Regions from separate parts of the Homo sapiens genome. Here region 2 is linked to region 1. Evidence: read pairs that join two places in POLR2A ChIA-PET (ENCODE). Cell type or tissue: endothelial cell of umbilical vein. All regions are shown on one strand. Each heading gives the region's core, and the rest is flanking DNA. Links, peaks and the distances in the headings are about the cores only.

The links. ChIA-PET counts read pairs that join two places held together with the same protein. Peaks named below come from ENCODE experiments on the same cell type or tissue, not always from the same donor. Only the 100,000 strongest peaks of a DNase experiment are listed, where the experiment ranks them.
Region 2: POLR2A ChIA-PET joins it to region 1 with 6 read pairs; 3 of 35 experiments call an interaction of 5 or more read pairs at or near these places.

Annotation. Positions count from the first base shown.
Region 1 is chr7:106,539,265-106,545,874 of GRCh38, forward strand. No RefSeq gene overlaps it. Among named protein-coding and RNA genes, the nearest start is that of CTB-30L5.1, 56 kb to the right of the region's middle. In endothelial cell of umbilical vein, for the core only: a CTCF peak has its summit at 3,393 (motif pointing right); a DNase peak (open chromatin) is centred at 3,437; H3K27ac peaks cover 1,708 bases.
Region 2 is chr7:106,169,562-106,176,171 of GRCh38, forward strand. No RefSeq gene overlaps it. Among named protein-coding and RNA genes, the nearest start is that of SYPL1, 61 kb to the left of the region's middle. In endothelial cell of umbilical vein, for the core only: no CTCF peak of the experiment used is centred there; no DNase peak of the experiment used is centred there.

The DNA of each region.
Region 1 (6,610 bases), core at 2,423-4,922:
TGTAAACTTTGACCATTTTTCTGGTTCTTCTTGCTCTTTTAGAAATTCCTTCGCTGATAATCCATTGGCACTTGGGGATAATGTCAAAAAAAAAAAAAAAAAACAAAAACAAAAAACTTCTCCCAGACTGTCACTTACCTGCTAACTCTATAATGACCATCATCTTAATGACCTTAAATCTTGGATTTGATACAAATTTTCTGCTTTTTAGATTTTTAAAAGAAAACCCTCCTCATTCAGAGACCACAAATGTTCTCCTAGCTTTTTTTTCCTTTGTGTTAGCTCTATCATTTCACTCCTTCCCATTTAGTTACTTAATCCATTGGAGATGATTTTTATATGTCATATGAGACCCTATCTTTTCCCCACTATTTTGGGATGCCTCCACTAGCCTATACCAAGTTCATATATATATAGATATACAGACACACATATATGCATATCAGTAAGTCCTCACTTAACATTATTGACAGGTTCTTGGAAACTCTGACTTTAAGTGAAAAAACATATGAGGAAACCAATTTTGCCACAGACTAATTGATATAAACAAGAGTTAAGCTCCTTTGGCGTATTTCTGGTCACAAAAACATTATGAAACTTCTAAATAAAGACCAAAACACTTGCAATATTAAACACTAAAATAAATCTGAGCTATACATACATTTAAGAAAGATTAATAAAAACAAGATAATTATTTATCCAATTTCTAGTGAGTGACAATGGTTGTGGTAGTGAGTTAAGGAATAAATGTTTGCAAAGAAAAAATGGTCAGAAGCACCTCCTGCCCCCATGCAGTTCAAAAACAATCAACTCCAAGGCCAGGCATGGTGGCTCATGCCTATAATCCCAGCACTTAAGAGGCCAAGGCAGATGGATCACTCAGGTGACCTCAGGGTCAGGAGTTCAAGACCAGCCTGGCCAACATGGCAAAACCCCGTATCTACCAAAAATACAAAAAATTAGCCGTGTGTGGTGTCAGGTGCCTGTAATCCCAGCTACTTGGGAGGCTGAGGCAGGAGAATTTCTTGAACCTGGGAGGTGGAGGTTGCAGTGAGCTGAGATCACGCCATTGCACTCCAGCAATGCAATGGGTGACAGAGTGAGACTCTATCTTAAAAAAACAAAACAAAGCAATCAAATCCAGTGGCTCACTGAGCTCCTTCTCTTTCCTTCCTTCCTTCCTCCTTTCTTTCTTCCTTCCTTTCCTTTCTTCTTTTCTTTTCTTTTCTTTTTTCTTTTCTTTTCTTTGGAGACAGAGTCTCGCTCTACGCTCTATCCCCCAGGATGGAGTGTAGTAATACGATCTCGGCCAGCTCACTGCAACCTTCACCTCCCAGGTTCAAGCAATTCTCCTGCCTCAGCCTCCTGAGTAACTGGGATTACAGGTGCGTGCCACCATGTCTGCCTAATTTTTGTGTTTTTAGTAGAGACAGGGTTTTGCCATGTTGGCCAGGCTGGTCTCGAACTCCTGACCTCCGGTGATCCGCTGGCCTTGGCTTCCCAAAGTACTGGGATTACAGGCGTGAGCCACCACACCCAGCCACTGAACGCTTTCCTACCACATCAGTTACTGTCATGCGTTTGTATGATTATTGTCTACTTTATGAATTTTTATTTGACAATAATTTGTATTCATTCATTTATTATATTGCAACTGGCATATTCCAGCAGCTCAAAGCATGAAGCGGGAACACACCCTGGAGAGGACACCATCCCACACTCACTCACACTGGGATCGTGTAGACACACCAACTCACATAACATGTACATCTTTGGGACGTGGGAGGAAACTGGAATACCCGGAGAAAACCCACACAGACATTGGGAGAACGTGCAGACTCCACACAGTGGAGTTTCCCTGGCTGGGAATCCATTTTTTTTCATATCAACATTATAATTAAATGATGTTGAATGAAATTATGTTATCTGAGGATCTGCTGTGCATATATAGTTCTCTATTTCACTGCTTTGTCTACCTGCAAGTACCACATTATTTTTTTTGTCTATGACTTTGTAAAACATTTTAGTATCTAGTGGTGTGAATCTTCCATTTTATGTTTTTATGTGGTATAGTTGCTTTTCCTAATGTGAACCCTTATTCTACTTTATATATTTTGGAAATAGTTTATCAGGTTCCCTACCCTCTCCCCACCCTAATCCCGCAGAAAAAGAAAAATTTTACCTGAATTTTGGTTGGATTTGCTATGAAATTATAGATTAATTTGGGGGTCAAATTAATATGTTTAAAAGGTTAAGTCAGTTGTGCAGAATCTGGATTTTATAAAAAATAAAAGTAAAATGTTGTTTCATTTATGAAACAGGATTATCAGGGAAACCACTACTGCTGGTCTCAGCTGCTTACAGCACCCAAGCAGTAGTTCACAGAGAAGCTGCCTCGAGTCTGCCACTGTCCCTACTTTTGTCCATAACCATAAATGATGACTTCTATTATCTCTTTCCAAATGTCATGCAAATTCCTCTCAGTAGCAGAATCAAACCCAAAAGCTCCATGGCAAGAGGCAGGGATAATGCCAAGTTGACAACTATCCACCCAGTACAAAAGAAAAACAAAAAGTTCTTAATAAATGTTAAGTGATTTTCAATAAAGTTTAAAACACACAATATCAAAGATATTTTGAGTCGAAGCATATTTTAACTGATTCAGTGATATGACATATTATTTCACTTGGAAGCATTTCAACTATTTTAAGATTTGCAGAGGCTCACATTTAAAATAGGATGAATCTTTCACAAGGAATAGTATTTCTGGAAAGATCAAACAGTCAGTATGATATAGTATTCCCTCACTGCTCACCCCTAGCCATAGGTTTATTAAACTGTACCTAGTAAGAACTTTATAATGTAAGAGGGGCATGAAGAATTTCATGACTGCCCAGACACCAGCAATAAAAATGATTCAATGTGGGGGTGAATATGATTTATTTTACATAATGTACACACTGTGTGTAAATGACTGAGTCATTATTGGTTATAAAGTATAAGTAGAATTATTATCCAGAACAGTGGTCTCCAAACTCTATTGATCATACATCTTTGTCCATAAAGTTGCTTTGATCATACACAAATATGGAAATTAAAAAATAAAATTAGAAAGAGAGTTTCTAACATTTCTTTCCAGTTTCCCAATGGACCACCTTATGCAGCTCTTGTGGGGCACACACCCCCTGTAATGAGCACTGACTTATCTACTCTCCTGTGTTTTGTCCACATTCTTCATCTAGCTGGTCAAAGCTAGGAACTGAATAAACGTTGCCCATTACATGTAGAAGGATGCGTTGATCAAGACCTAGAGTCAATACTAAATTAAGCACAAAACTGATCAAGAACTAGAGTCAAGTTCACTCCACTAAATATCATACCTGCCAGGAGGGGGCAGATGTGAACAGGGCGTAAGAAAATCCCTACTCAGAGACAGAGAATGTGGAAAAAACAAGCAGCTAGAGGGAGGTGGGGCACAAATTCTACAAGACACACTGAAGCCAGCCAGAGATAGCCCATGGCTAGAACAGGAAACAGTCTGAAAACATCAAACTAAAACCAGAATACAAAAACAACTGCCAAAGACAGAATAAAGAAAAATGCTGGGGTTGGGGATTTGGGTGTGTAGTTCACAGTGGTGAGTGGAAAAAAAAAAAAAAAAAAAAAAAAAAACCAGGAGCTTTCATCCAGAAGCCCAAAGCTGGAGTGAAGAAGAGCTTCAGACAGTGCCAGAACAAATTTCAAGAGCCAGGCAGAAATAGTCAGGACTTCCAGGGCTCAGAAGTTTATGAGGCAACTATTTTGAAACTATTCCTGCAAGTAAGACTCTTCTAAAAAAACAAACTAGTATTCTCAGTCTTGTGATTTCTGATCATAAGGAATTCTCATTCTTTCCAATCTGGGAGATATGCAAGGCTCTGGCAGACTTTTTGAAATGTTAGAGCTCAAAACACAAGTCAAGCAGTTATAGCACATTGCTGAGCAGACAGCACACATTCACTGAAGATTTGTTTACCATTGATTTATCCTGCATGAATGATGTTCCACAGAGGAACACTATCCATAGTGAATACCCCAGGGGCCGTGGAATGTGAAGGCTCTAATGCTCTTCAAGGACCAGGTGCTGTTCTAGGCCCCAGGGATACAGCAATGAACCAGATAGACAAAGCCCCTGCCCTCCTCACACTCACAATCTAGTGGGACAACAACAAATAAAGAAACAAACAGATAATAAATTCCAGATAGTGAAAGTTCAGTGAAGAAAATCAAGCAAGGAGATGGACTAGAGTATGCTGAGGGTGGAAAAGGTGGACTCTCCCTTAAAGAGTAGTCGGGGAAAAGACTTGTTTTAGAGATGTGAGCAAGCCTTGGGAATCTCTGAAGGAAAAGCATCCCAGGCAGAGAGAATAACAAGTGCAAAGTTTCTAAGGAATAAATGACTTGGTGTGTCTGAGAACACAGCAGAATGGCCAATGTGGCTGGAGAGGACCGAGTGAGAAGAGAGAATGTTCAAAAAGTGAGATTTGATGTTTAGCTTTTTCTGTACTTGTATAGGCCTGATTATGTGGCTTAGCTAAGGTTTCCTAAAGAATCTTCTAGTAGCTGCCATTGGTTTGTAAAATAAAATTGGGGCTGTAAAAATTCAAAAAAAAAAGTGAGATTTGAGAGGTAAGCAGAGCTTGACTTTGAAGGGTCTTGAAGGTCATGGTGAGGAGTTTAGATTTTAGTCTAATGTTATCAGATGTACTTTTTTTTTTTTTTTTTTTTTTTTTTTTTTTTTTTTTTGAGACGGAGTCTCGCTCTTTCGCCCAGGCCGGAGTACAGTGGCGCTATCCCGGCTCACTGCAACCTCCGCCTCCCGGGTTCACGCCATTCTCCTGCCTCAGCCTCCCGAGTAGCTGGGACTACAGGCGCCCACCACTACGCCCGGCTAATTTTTTGTATTTTTAGTAGAGACGGGGTTTCACCGTGTTAGCCAGAATGGTCTTGATCTCCTGACCTCGTGATCCGCCCGCCTCGGCCTCCCAAAGTGCTGGGATTACAGGCGTGAGCCACCGTGCCTGGCCTATCAGATATGGGTTTTTTAAAGATCACTCTGGTCACAGGGTCTGGCTGTAGGGAATCGGACTGCAGTGTAGGGAATTGGCCCCTGGACTGTAGGGGCTTAAGAGAGGAAGCAGTGGTGTGCTGGAGGCACAAGAGCTATTAAATTTTCAGGAATTTGTGAACCAATTGTTAAACACAACAATTATTGAAAATTAAATTATATAAACTCACAAATAAGTGATATTAAAAAAGATTGTGAAATGGCATCATTTGTCTGGGGTGATTCCTGAGGTTCGTCATCTCATACCAGGGAAATAGAGGAAGCGGACGCACAAGGAGTGAGCTTAAGAGCAAAGGTTTAATCGGTGAAAGAAAGAGAAAAGAGGATAGCTCTCTCTCTTGCAGAGAGAGAGAGAGAGCAGCGCCCAAGTGGGTCTTCCACTTCTGTGGTAAAATGCACAGGGTTTCATAGACTGGCTTGAGAGGTGGTGTCTGATTTACATAAGGCCCAAAGATTGGTTGTACCAGGTGTGACATTTATATAGCGTGGGAAGAAGCTGGCCATCCCACCCTAACCTTTTATTATGCAAATGGGTTTTCTACCTGGCTGATGCCATGTTGTCTGCTCCTTACTGCACACGAGGTTGACAAAGAAAAGGGAAGATGGAGCCGCCATGTTGAACATGTCTAGCCCCTAGGTAGCCTTTTCCTATTGGCACAGCTGCCAGCATTCACCTGTGCAAGCTTCCAGCTTGCTTATTATCTCTGTTTGCAGCTTGATTTTACAGGCTGCTCTTTGTTAGAAAAGAAATGATTTGGGGGCTGCTTTTCACCGAAAAGAAAACCTTATGGAGGACTTTCTTACCCTTACTGTCTGCCTAAACAATTTCTAGCTCCTGTATCAATTGTAAATAATTTTTAAAAATCACTTTCTAATTATTTTACTACATTCACCATTATTGATGCACTGGAGGTTACTTACATCTTTTTATCTGTGCCTCTCTTCCCAACTCTCTGTTCATTGACATCATGTTGGTAGTTTGAAATGGCCGTGGTGGAAGTGTTTACACCACAGAAACTGGTGAAGACTACAAAGTAGGGCTTTTCCTCTTAGACAGCAAGGGGAATGTTTACCATCCACCACTGAAACAGGAAGACCAGCATCATGACAGCAGTCTGTGTGAGAGATAGTGGCCATGAAAACGAGGATGGTAGCAGTGGTGATCTGACAGTGACACAGTTTCACATAGATTTAAAGGTGAAGTCAGCAGAACTTGCTGATGTATTACATGTGAAAAGCGAAGGAAACAGAGGTATAAATAATGACCTCTGAGATTTTGAATGTGAGATTGGATGTAGCAATAATTAAAGAAAAGTTTCTTGAGACATTTTCCTTTCTAGGGCGTTTGTCAAGGTTTTTAAGATAGGTATCCTTTCTACAAGATAGGTGATGTTCTACAAGATAGCAATACTTGATGTAACAGATATGGTAATCACATAAAGTCAATGTTTGTCTTTTTTTTCCACTATGTACAGCATCCGGTATATAGTAGATGCTCAGTGT
Region 2 (6,610 bases), core at 2,211-4,710, 370 kb before region 1:
GGGGCACACCTGTGGTCCCAGCTACTCAGGAGACTGAGGTGGGAGAATGGCTTGAGCCTAGGAGGTCGAGGCTACAGCAAGCCGAGATCGTGCCACTGCACTCGAGCCTGGGCAACAGAATGAGACCTTGTCTCAAAAGAGTGGCTGAATTTTTTTTTTTAAATAATGTATTTTATGAGGTGAGTGTAGTGGTGCCCTCAGCTGAGGTAGGAGGCTGAGGTAGGAGAATCGTTTGAGCCCAGGAGTTTGTGGCTGCAATGTGCTGTGATTGCACCCATGAATAGCCACTGCACTCTAGCCTGGGCAATGTAGTAAGAGCCGGTGTTTAAAAATATATCTAGATACACACACACACACACACACACACACACACACACATATTTAGGCAATACACACACAGATGATATCTTTCATAAAGCAAACCAACTCATACAGCTTTTATGTCATGGTTGAGTGTCTGAGAGATAAGTGATACCATCCACCGTGATTGGGTGCTAAAGAGAATACATTTTAAGGCTGGGTGTAGAAGGGAAAATTCTCAAATCTCAGTATTCTCCACAGTATAGTTTATTAGCCAGAGACACATGGTAGGTTGTTTTTCTGCTAAATTTATGCAAGTGATTGTTAAAATTTTGCATCATTTACAAACAACCAAAACCACAACAACATCGAATTCAGGGTAGAAATTTATTTTATTGTTTGCCATTAACTGAGCTAACTTATTTTTCTTTTAACTTTCCATTTTTTCCAGCTTTTCCTTCTGTGTTCATGGTTGGGGTGTTAATAGCATGTCTAAACTAATTGCACTCCTGATGGTCTAATTCTAGTTACTGTCATTTTTGGCAGGAAAATTTTGAGTTTGGCATGCTCTCACACTGCACACAGGCATGCTAAATTAGCTGAGAAGAATCTGAGAATGCTAGATTTTTATAACCAGGCAGAATAAGTCCAAAAATACCATCAAGGATTGTACAGAACAGTTAAGAATTCTGCTTGGTAGGCACTGGGCATAGAGCTGCCAAAACAACAAAACAAAACAATAAAACCTAAAAAAGAATTGCATCCACTCCAGGGAAAGCTTGTCTGATGAACTCTCTTGCCACTCTGGTTTTATTGGTGTGGACCTTCAGGATGCGTATTAACGTTTTAGTGAAGAGGTCTTTGGGCTACACATGACATGACAGAAACCCAACTTGAACTGATTCTTACAAAGAGAGAATATATCACCTCTCATAACTGAGAAGACTAGGAGGAATCAGGCTTCAGGCATGGCTGCCTCCAGGGGCTCAAATGATACTGTGTTAGGCAGTCTCTCAAATGGCTCTCAATGATCCTGGCCTCCTGGTACTCACGCCCTGTGTAATCCCCTCCCCTTGAGTGTAGTTGGACCTAAGATCTGCTTCTAACAAATAGAATACAATAAAAATGATGGGATGTCGTTTCTGAGATTAGCTTGCAGAGGGACTGTGACCTGGGCCTTGCGTGCCATTGCTTGCTCTTCTCATAGAGCCCTCCACTTGCAGGAATCAAATTGTCATGTTGGGAGTAGTCCTATGGAGAGGCCCCGGTGGCAAGAAACTGAGGTCTCCAGCTCTCAGCAAGAACCCGAGGCCTGCTAACACCCACGTGAGTGAGCTCAGACTCAGGTGTGCTCTGAAACCTGCTGCCAGGTGAGTGCAGTTCTTCCCACAGGGAGCCCTGAGATGACCGCCGCCTCCGGGGAGACCTTGAATCAGAACCGCCCAGCTAAGCTACTCCTGCATTTCTGACCCACAGCACAGGTGAGATAGTAAACGTGTTGCTTTAAGTGGCTTCTTTTTGGGGGTAATTCATCAGTCACGCTCGGTAACCAGTACCGATGCCATCTACACGTCGTCTTCTCTCCATCTTCCCCAGAGCTTTCCTCTATGTGGCCTTCATGACCAGGCAGAGATGGCAAAACAGTGGCCGGGAACTCCAGACTCATGGCCTAGCTCCCTCCAATAGTGGCTTTCTCCTTTGCAGTAGATAAGGAAAAATTCCTGGGATCGAGTCTCATGAAACTGACTTGGGTTGCTTTCTGCTGGAGCCCTTAGCATTGATTTTTCTTTGTGCTGTTCCCTCTGTCAGTTTGGAAATGTGAAAGATTGTAACAGGAAAGTTCCATGTCAGTCTTTGTGGCCTCCCTGCTTTCAGCCTCCCTGAGTTCTAGCCTAGGCCAAAAGTGACACTGGAGTTTCTTCTCCTTTTTTTTTTTCCCCCCATTGGTGAAGCTCGACAAAAATCAAGGTGATGGGACAGAGAAGGTACAGACAGATGAGGCAGTGGTAGGTGCCTCTGCCGCTAAAGAGTGCTATCGTCAATTTATTTATTGACTGTTAATAGTTACTAGTGACTACTAAAGTGTTCAGTTTTAATTTTTATTTTCTATCTTTATGACCAAGCATTGATTAGTTTCTATAAGCCTCCTGGGCCCAGTGATTGGCTCAACTGCTGAAATTATACCATATAGTTATATAAACATGTACCAAGCGTTGAATGGCTGCTGCTGAGCTCTGTTCCCAATGGGGATCACGGCTGCAGCATTCATCCTGAGTTTTGCCTTCCCACTTCTAGCTGGGAGTGGAGGAACATCACATGTAAAGGCCAGGGCTATAGATTTAGGGACCTGGGTTTGAGTCCTGGTTAGAGTGTTGCCTTGGCCTTTCTGAGCTGTAGTCCCTTTTTATGTAAAACGAGGATTTTAGTGCCTGCCTCATAGAGCTGTTGTAACTATTAAATGACACAAAACTTATGCTGTTGTTTATATTTACTTATTCCTGGAGCAAACTAAATGTTTTATACATTGTCCATAGAAATAATGTTTTAATGTCCCTCTTAAAATGCAGAAACCGGCTGGGCACAGTGGCTCACGCCTGTAATCCCAGCACTTTGGGAGGCCGAGGCAGGCAGATCACAAGGGCAAGAGATCAAGACCAGCCTGGCCAACATGGTGAAACCCTGTCTCTACTAAAAATACGAAAATTAGCTGGGTGTGGTGTCACGCGCTGTAGTCCCAGCTACTCAGGAGGCTGAGGCAGGAGAATTGCTTGAATCCGGGAGGCAGAGGTTGCAGTGAGCCAAGATCGCGCCACTGCACTCCAGCATGGTGACCGTCTCCAAAAAAAAAAAAAGGCAGAAACCAAATCTGAACAGACACCTCATGTAATGATGTAATTACTTCAACAACTTCTGAACTCTTCTAATGACATAGCTTAGTCTGTATAGATTTTTATTTTTACTTTTGGTAGACACATATATTGTTGACTTAAATTGATCTTTTAATGAGTGAAAAACCCTCCCAGTTCTTTTTTACATGGACTGTTGACAAACCTCATATCTCTGACTCTGCACTTGTCCCAGTGAATATTTGTACTCAAACACTTGGCTTCACATTGATGCCTTTGACACTCGTTTTGTTGTTTGTGGACATATTCATTTTATCTGCCCGGTCTTTTTGAATTTTTTTTGCCTTTGCCCAGTAGATTGGTTGGATGTGCACTATGCTGGATGAATAATTTGACCATTTGATGACCAGGCCATCCATCTTGTCAGTTGAGACATTGCAAGAGTCTAGTCTAGAGACCCTTGGCACACCAGTAGAGACCCCTTTTGGCTCACACTTGCTGGATAATCAATCTGTACTTCCTTTTTTTAGCCAGCTATGGATGCTCCTAATCGTTCTAATCTTCAACCCACATAGCTCTATATTCCCCACCTGGATGCCATGAAAGCCTTTTCTAAATGCTTTTTTAAAATTCACAGCCTATATCTACATTATTATAATTATCATAAAAAGAAAACAGGCTGGAAGCAGTGGCTCACATCTGTAATACTTGCATTTTGGGAGGCCAAGGAGGGCAGATCGTTTGAGGTCAGGAGTTCAGGACCAGTCTGGCCAACATAGTGAAACCCCATCTCTACTAAAAATACAAGAATTAGCTGGGCATGGTGGTGCATGCCTGTAATCCCAGCTACTTGGGAGGCTGAGGCAGGAGAATCAGTTGAACTCAGGAGGTGGAGGTTGCAGTGAGCTGAGATCACTCCATTGCACTCCAGCCCGGGCGACAGAGGGAAACTCTGTCTCCAAAAGAAAAAAGAAAACAAAAGGTCCTTCTATATCATTAGCTGTCCCTTTGTTGAGCAGAAGTTTCAAGACGCAGTTTCCTTTACTACTTGCGAATGATGCTATTGCTACCACGGAAGAGTTTCTGCTTTTCCACATTTTTGCCAGTACTTGGTATGATCAGATTTTTTAAATGAATTTTTCTGAGGGTGGAATGCTATCTTACTGTTTTTGTAATTAGAAATTCCTACTCACTAGTGAAGAAGAGCATGTTTTATATTCATTGACAATTTGAGTTTTCTTTGATGACTTGCCTGTTTATATTCTTTGCTCATTTTTTTGAATTTTCATTTTAAACTTAATATATCTTGATATTTCTAGATATGTGCACATATAGAGTGCTAGTATTTTGTTTTTAACAACTGCAGAATGTTACATTTTATGGATATAGTATGATTTATTTAACCATATTCTTCTGATATTTAGTTTTTTTCCTAGTTTTTGTTTCCTACTATAAACATTGCCTTACTTGATATCATTTGGCTAGTATATCCACAGATAAGGTTCCATTCCAGGAGGAAATTGTAGATTGTTTTTAAAGTTTGTGCATTTTATATTTTAAGCGATATTATTAAACAGCTTTCCAAAAATGTTGCACCAATTTACACCCTTTCCCCAACAGGTATCTCATCTGTTGTGACGATGTGTCAGGACAGGGCTATCTGTGTTCTTCAACTGACTAGGCCATTTGTACAACATGCCCTTGGCATTGTCTTCACTTGTCTCTCTCTCTTTTTTTTTTTTCCCCAAGAGAGCTCTCTCCATGGTACAATCATCCTCTCTTGCCCAGCTTTCCACAGGATTCTGGGGGAGACTGTATTTTCATTTAGCAAGCATTTGCTCTCCCTCTCCCATACCCCCGCCACCCCTTTATGGGAAGAACATATTATCCCACTGATGTTGGGTTGGCCATGTGACTTCCTTCAGACATCAGAGTGCAAGTGAATGAGGCATGAGCAGAGGCTTTACGTGTGCTTGTATGGCTTAGCTTCCCTCCTGTGCCACTGCCATTTTCCATGAGAAGAGCATGCCCCAGGTGGTTCTGGTTCAGAATGAGAGACACAGGGAGCCTGACCCACAGCCTAAAGCAGTCACACCAGCCAACCCACTGATCCGTGAGTGAGAAATACATGCTTTTATTGTACTTGCCGAGATTTTTGGGTTTGGGTTGTTACATGGCATGATTGCAACAATTGCTGACTAATACAAGCTTCTCACATTTATATTTTCAAAATGCTATATACTTGGAAACATATATATATTTTTACAGAAGTGCATAGCATATTTATGATTGTGTTACACAGGTTTTCCTGCTGTCTTTGTCTTTTCCTTATTAGATCGGTTATCCCCTCTTTTATTTTCCCTTATCCTACCTAAAGAAGTCTCCTTTCCTTTCCAAGTAATCCATGTTAACAGCCTACAATGCAGCCATCTATATTTTCTCCATATTTATTATATACTTATATACAATAATATGAATGCATATATTGCAGGAATGACATTCAAAATATGTAGCAAATACGTACTGGCTGCAGTATGCACAGCACCAACCAAACACAGTGAACGCTTGCTAAAATGTCCAATATGGTTTTATCAGTGTACACTGGCTGAATGCCAGCCCTGCACACACACGTACACATATACACAACAGAAATTTCTATCATTATGTTGTTTTACAAAAATGGAGCAATATTATGAACACTTTTACCCTATATTTTTAATGATTGTTTTCCACACAGTACCTCATTCCTTAAATTTCAACTCCAATATGGCTCTATTCATTCCATTTAATTGCTGTATAAAGCCATATTGAATGGGCTAGATCTATCAGTGTTTATTCAACAGTACCCTATTAATGGCCTTTTTCTTTGTACTGGTGTTTTTGCTACTGGGAACAATGCTGCAATTAGCATTCTTGTGCAAATATTGATGTGTCCTGGTGCTTTTATCTTGAGAGCATCAAGTCCCCAGAATGGAGCAGGTGGATTGATTGAGTGGTAAATTTTGTTAGATGACGTCAGATAGCTTTTCAAAGTTCAGTAACAATTTATATTTTTTGCCATCAAGATTTAAAGAAATCCTTTCCCCTACATCCCACTCAGCTATAAGTAAGTGGCTTTCTGATTTTTGCCAGTAAGTATAGGTATACAATAATGATCTGCATTTCCCAAACTGCTAGTGAGCTGAACACTTTTTCATGTCTTGGCTACTTGGATCTTCTCTCCATGTCTTTGCTCATTTCTCCATTGCGTTTTTTATATCCTTGTCAATATGTAGAACCTTTTTTTGCATATTGTAGGTATGAATCCTATGCCTACATTGAAATACTTTTTTTCTTAATCTACTATATGTCTATTGTTTTGGCGTAGGTTATCACTGCCCTAGCAAATGCTATCATGAGTTTAGGAGTGTGCTGCATCTTTCTCATGTATTTCTTTATATCTCTCTCCCCCTTCCCTCCCTCTG